2 separate regions of the Homo sapiens genome follow, and region 1 is linked to region 2. A link is a loop called in an ENCODE intact Hi-C map of the cell type or tissue named here. Cell type or tissue: adrenal gland. All regions are shown on one strand. Each heading gives the region's core, and the rest is flanking DNA. Links, peaks and the distances in the headings are about the cores only.

Region 1 (2,918 bases), core at 151-2,650, 74 kb after region 2:
GAACTCCTGGGGTTGCAGGCATGAGCCACCATGCCTGGCCTGACTATACTACTTAAGGGTCAGGGACTTCAACAATTTCCTGTTGAATGCAGGAAATTGCCTGGAGCTCAGTAATTAAATGCTACCTGCGTGTTTCCTACTTAATGGCATTCTGGTGGTGAGCAGTGACGTAGCCCATAATATGAGGGAAAGCAGGGAGATGGTTGGAGATGTAGGCGTTAAACGCTTAATGACCAGCATTTCTCCTTGATGTGCCTAGAGCAAAATGATTCAGTTTCATCTCACCCACAGCATGCCTCTTAAATACGCATCCTCAAAGAAAAATGAAAGGTAGGAAGTAGGGAAAACCCAAATCACAGCAGAGAAACTGGAAACTTGGTGAGGTTAAAAAAAAAAAAAAAAAAAAAAGATATTTCGAGGAGAACATTGCAGGGGATTCAAAAGTTCAGTACAAATGGCCGCCTTGCCACAGAGGCAAAGATTCCATCCAGAAGCACTGAGATCTCTTGATGTGGTCACATGGGAGGGCTACCTGGGAAGGCGGGGAAGGGGGATGGAGGGTGCTCCATGGAGGGCGTTCACAGGGAAGGGGGATGGAGGGTGCTCCATGGAGGGCGTTCACAGGGAAGGAGGATGGAGGGTGCTCCATGGAGAGTGTTCACAGGGAAGGAGGATGGAGGGTGCTCCATGGAGGTTGTTCACACTCAGAGCAAGGGCTGGCCTGGAGGTCCCATGGCCCTGGAGCCTGGTGGGGCCCGTCAGGGCTTCCCTAGGTTTTCCTTCCTGCTCCATTCAGAAATCACAGATGATGTATGAATTTCTTTCCTAACCTGGCTTTAATATCTCATTGACATTTTTGCTTTGCATTATATTTCACATTTCCTGTTCTTAAAGAGCTCTAAAGACAGCATATTTGATTTCTGCCTCTCCATCTCCCATTCCACACGCTGAGGGTAACAAGAAAATGTTTCCCTACCTCTACACCAAAGCCATTTATGACAAGGCTTTGTACAGAAATTGGCTGAAGGGCACCACCCGAAGCCCATTTGGGCAGGTCTTGGTTAAGGTGGAGGTACTCGTCCTTACCTGCGACAGAGTGTCTGCTCACCTGTTGCTTAAACCCGCATCACCCTCTTTTAGAAAGGGAGAGCTATTTCCTTGACGTGAGTTTAGATTTTTTTAAAGATCATTACAGGTATGTGTTCCACCCAGTCTGTCAGGTAGGAACTTCTCTGTCTGAATTGTTTATATACCGTAGCAACATTAATAAATAATAAATTAATAAAAGTAACTCCTCTGGGACAGAGCAGGGGCCACCAGCCAGTCTGGGCGTAGACTTGGCTTTATTTTAAGTTCACTTTCTCTCAGGTGCTCCCTCCCCCAAGCATGTGCATGTGCACCACTCACACACACCTTTTTATCTTACAACAGATTTCTTTTTCATTAAAAAAAGAAAATGGCCGGGCTGGGTGGCTCACGTCTGTAATCCCAGGGCTTTGGGAGGCCGAGGCAAGCAGATTGCTTGATCCCAGGAGTTCAAGACCAGCCTGGGCAACCTGGTGAAACCCCATCTCTACAAAAAAATACAAAAATTAGCTGTATGTGGTGGTGTATGCTTATAGTTCCAGCTCCCTGGGAGGTGGAGGTTGCAGTGAGCTGAGATCACACCACTGCACTCCAGCCTGGATGACAGAAGGAGACCCTGTCTCAAAAAAAAAAAAAAATTATATATATATGTAACACATTTATTTCAAACTTGTAGAGTTTAGCCGGAAGGTACTTACAGCAACTTTCACTGTAGTTTAAAACCCTCAGTCTGTTTTACAGCTTCTACCAGCCTGTTTAGTCAATACTTTTCTCCATGTTCACCCCCTTAGCACACACACTCTGTGAAAGTAACAACCGTAGGCAGCTTCTAAAACACTTTGTGAAATGGATTCCTGAAAATGTGTGGGGATGTGTTGTCCTAGTGGGTGTGTGAGAAGTAGTCAGTCATGTAGAGGCCTCCCGTGGGGGCCCGCCCTCCCTGTGTGGGGTATGGACGGCCAGGAATAAAGTGTGCAGTCACATTTGGTCTAGGGAGTAAAAAAAAGGTGACCACTATATCATCTCTCCAGAGTAGTATATATTTTCTCTTTAAATATGCTGCTGATTTTTGCGTTTTAAAACACATCCTGGCCAGAGGAGCCCAGCCTTATCCTTGTATGCCGTTTACCATGTGTAACATATCGTGTCTGTCATCATCAGCTGTTTCCTTCTGTATGGATGTCATTCAACAATTTCTCCATACTTGCTCTGTTTAAAGACCTCACTTGTTATGAACTCGATGTGTCAAGCACTGAGCTGGACTCTGGAGATGGAGGCAGTGGGCACCCACACCCTCCCCCGTTTGCACGTGTTCCCGCAGCTGCTGCAGGGCTGTCCGTGTGGTGCCTCCTTGCATGGTCATTCTGGCCCATGCGTCTTGTTTCCTGGATCCTGTCATCTTCTTTACAGCTTTCTTTCCTTGCTTTAGAGGAACATATCCTTCAGTAGCTTCCTGGGAAGGAATGAGTGCAAGGTAAAATTGAGTCCTGAGTATCTGACATCTTTTGCTGTTCTCACTGGATGGATAGTTTGGGAAGAGAATTCTACACTGAGAATAATTTTCCACTCCTCCCACTTCTGAAGGCATTGTTCTTCAGCTCCCAGTGGTGTTATCTGTGTCCGGTGCCATTTCCATTTCTGATTATTTGTATATGCCCTTTTTCCTCCTCTGTGGAAATTTTTAGATTGCTTTTTCCTGTAGTTTTTATACTGGATACTTTTATACTGTACTTTTTATACTGGATACTTAGAGTTTAACCCAGGCACCTGACTCCCTTAATTCTGGATCCATTTTTTTATATTGTTGTTTTCCCTCCTGTGTGCTTTTTGTT
Region 2 (2,918 bases), core at 159-2,658:
AAAAGAAAAAGTGCCCATCAATGGATGAATGGATTTTAAAATGTGGTACATATTCACAATGGAATATTACACAGCCATAAAAAGAATAAAATCTTGTCATTTGCAATAACATAAATGGAACTACTAAGGACATGTTAAGTGAAATAAGCCAGGCACAGAAAGACAAATATTGCACTCATATGTGAGACCATTTTTCTCATGGAGATAGAGAATAGAACGGTGATTACCAGGGATTATAAAGAGGGAATGATTAATGGGTACAAAAGTAGAGATAGATTAGAAGGAATATGATCTAGTGTTCAGTAGCACAATAGGGTGATTTAGTTAATAATTTATTGTGTATTTCAAAGTAACTAGAAGAGTAGAATTGGAATGTTCCTAACACAAAGAAATGATACATGTTTGAAGTGACCAGTTACCCTGATTTGATCATTACACATTGTAGGTTTGTATCAAATTATCACATGTACCCATAAATATATATGACTATTACATATCCACAAAAATTTTCAAAATACAGAAAAAAAAGTTTGCAGTTTTAGGAGAATTGCAAAGAAAACAGAAGTCTCAAAGAGGTCAGCAGCCCCTCATGGGGAGGAAGAGGGGCTCATTCCCTTTGCATTGGTGTTGGGGGGCTAATGAAAGCCCAGTGATGTAAACAACCTCTCTGACCTTTAACCCTGGCCCCTCCTCCCACTGCCCCAGATTCTATGCCCACCAGCCCCCATGGGACAAGATTTGCCGGGCTGAGGGAAGGCACTCTGATGACCTTTTGCATTGTGAGCATGTTTGATGCTGTGGGAGGCAGTGTGCCCAAGAGCACCCCAGACAACTCCGGATTTTGTACAGCCACATAGTGCTTATTTGGCTCAGACTTCGGCAGCAAGGACCTGCGGACAAGCTGTCCTGGGTGAGCTCCTCTGCAGCTTGAGATACCCATGCAGATGCAGGAAGACAAAAGCTTCTCAGCTAGCATCTACAGCCATGCGCAGTAACTTACGCTGGCTGACAGTTTGCATCTGTTGGGAGATAACTGACCCATTTCTCACATGAAAGCAGAGACTGTGGCTCTCAAACCACTCTGGGTATCAGAATCATCTTGGGTGCTTGCTAAACCTACCTACTTCCCTCAGAGTTTAGGGGGAGTTTCCAGCCGACAGCTTTTAATTCAACTTCTCTCATGTTACAGTGTCACCAGCTGGAGAACCACAAATCCAGAACCAGGGTATCACCTTGGAAAATGCTGGAATAGGCGATAATTAGAAGTAGGTTATTATTAACCATAAAGTAAAATGTCTGACCATTGTTCTTTAAGTCCAAGGTTAAACAGAAATCCTCACTTCGCAGGAATTAGCTGTGTACCACAAGAGGGTGCCATTGTCGCAAAGTTGTGGCACTGCCCTTCCAGCCCTTTGTTATATTCAATACGCTATCCAAGGAAATTTTGAAAATTATTTTTCTATGTTAAAAGGCTAAAAAAAGACATGACACAAGGCTCTAATATTATGGAAGGTCCGAGAATAAAGTACAAGGAGGAACACATATAAAACAAGGGAAATAAGGCTGGGTGCCGTGGCTCACGAACCTGTAATCCCAACACTCCAGGAGGCCAAGGCAGGAAGATCACTTGACCAGCCTGGGAAACAGAGCGAGACCCCATCTCAAAAAAAAAAAAAAAAAAAAGTTAGGCCTGTAGTCCTAGCTACTTGGGAGGCTGAGGTGAGAGGTTGGCTTGAGCCTGGGAGGTCAAGGTTGCCCTGAGCCAGGATGACTCCATTGCACTCCAGCCTGGGTGACAGAGACCCTGTCTTTAAAAAAAAATCATGGCCGGGCGCAGTGGCTCACACCTGTAATCCCAGCACTTTGGGAGGCCAAGGCAGGTGGATCACCTCAGGTCAGGAGTTCAAGACCAGCCTGGCCAACATGATGAAAACCCGTCTCTACTAAAAATACAAAATTAGGCGGGCATGGTGGCAGGCACCTATAATCCCAGCTACTTGGGAGGCTGAAGCAGGAGAATCACTTGAACCCAAGAGGCGGAGGTTACAGTGAGCCAAGATCACGCCTTTGCACTCCAGCCTGGGCAACAAGAACAAAACTTAGTCTAAAAACCACAAAAAGGGCCAGGCACGGTGGCTCCCGCCTGTGATCCCAGCACTTTGGGAGGCAAACATGGGCAGATCATGAGGTCAAGAGATTGAGGCCATTCTGGCCAATATGGTGAAACCCTGTCTCTACTAAAAATACAAAAATTAGCTGGGCGTGGTGGTGCACATCTGTGGTCCCAGCTACTGGGGAGGCTGAGGCAGGAGACTCGCTTGAACTGGGAAGCGGAGGTTGCAGTAAACTGAGATCGCGCCACTGCACTCCAGTCTGGAGACAGAGCGAGACTCTGTCTCAAAGAAAAAAGAATATGTGATATATACATAAATATATATATATATATCACATATACTATATATATATATAAATTATATATATATATACACATCAGTGATATCAATGATATTTATCAGTGCCCAATTGGGAAATCTTGCCCACACACTTCAACTGCCCTCATTTTCTCCACCCCCCATTAGGCCATCACTTTTATTTCTTGTGCATCCCTCTAGTGTTTTGTTATAAAAACACTAGCAAACTTCTTATTCTTTCTGCTTTCTGTTTTGTGCCATTTCAGTAGAGAGAGCGCCTCCTTGCTGTGGTTTACAGCTGCACAATAGTTCATTCTCTGATGGGTGCGCCTTTGTGTATTTATCCATTCCCCTATACATGAACACTGGGGTCTGATCTTTTACTATCACAAACAGTGTCGCAGAGAATAACCTCGTTCAAGTGTCATTTTGTACTGGTATGGCTGGAGGACAAATCTCAGAAGCAGGACTGTGGGGTCGAAAGCAAATGCACTTGTAATGTGTAAT

What was found. Hi-C counts contacts between places; a loop is a spot of excess contacts. Peaks named below come from ENCODE experiments on the same cell type or tissue, not always from the same donor. Only the 100,000 strongest peaks of a DNase experiment are listed, where the experiment ranks them.
Region 1: a loop joins it to region 2, with 3 times the contacts of the local background. A loop is called at or near these places in 52 of 110 quality-filtered maps.

Annotation. Positions count from the first base shown.
Region 1 is chr15:101,183,190-101,186,107 of GRCh38, reverse strand. The region is part of intron 2 of CHSY1 (chondroitin sulfate synthase 1); the gene reads left to right. Among named protein-coding and RNA genes, the nearest start is that of LRRK1-AS1, 33 kb to the right of the region's middle. In adrenal gland, for the core only: no CTCF peak of the experiment used is centred there; no DNase peak of the experiment used is centred there; H3K27ac peaks cover 815 bases.
Region 2 is chr15:101,256,774-101,259,691 of GRCh38, reverse strand. No RefSeq gene overlaps it. Among named protein-coding and RNA genes, the nearest start is that of CHSY1, 6.2 kb to the right of the region's middle. In adrenal gland, for the core only: a CTCF peak has its summit at 1,378 (motif pointing right); no DNase peak of the experiment used is centred there.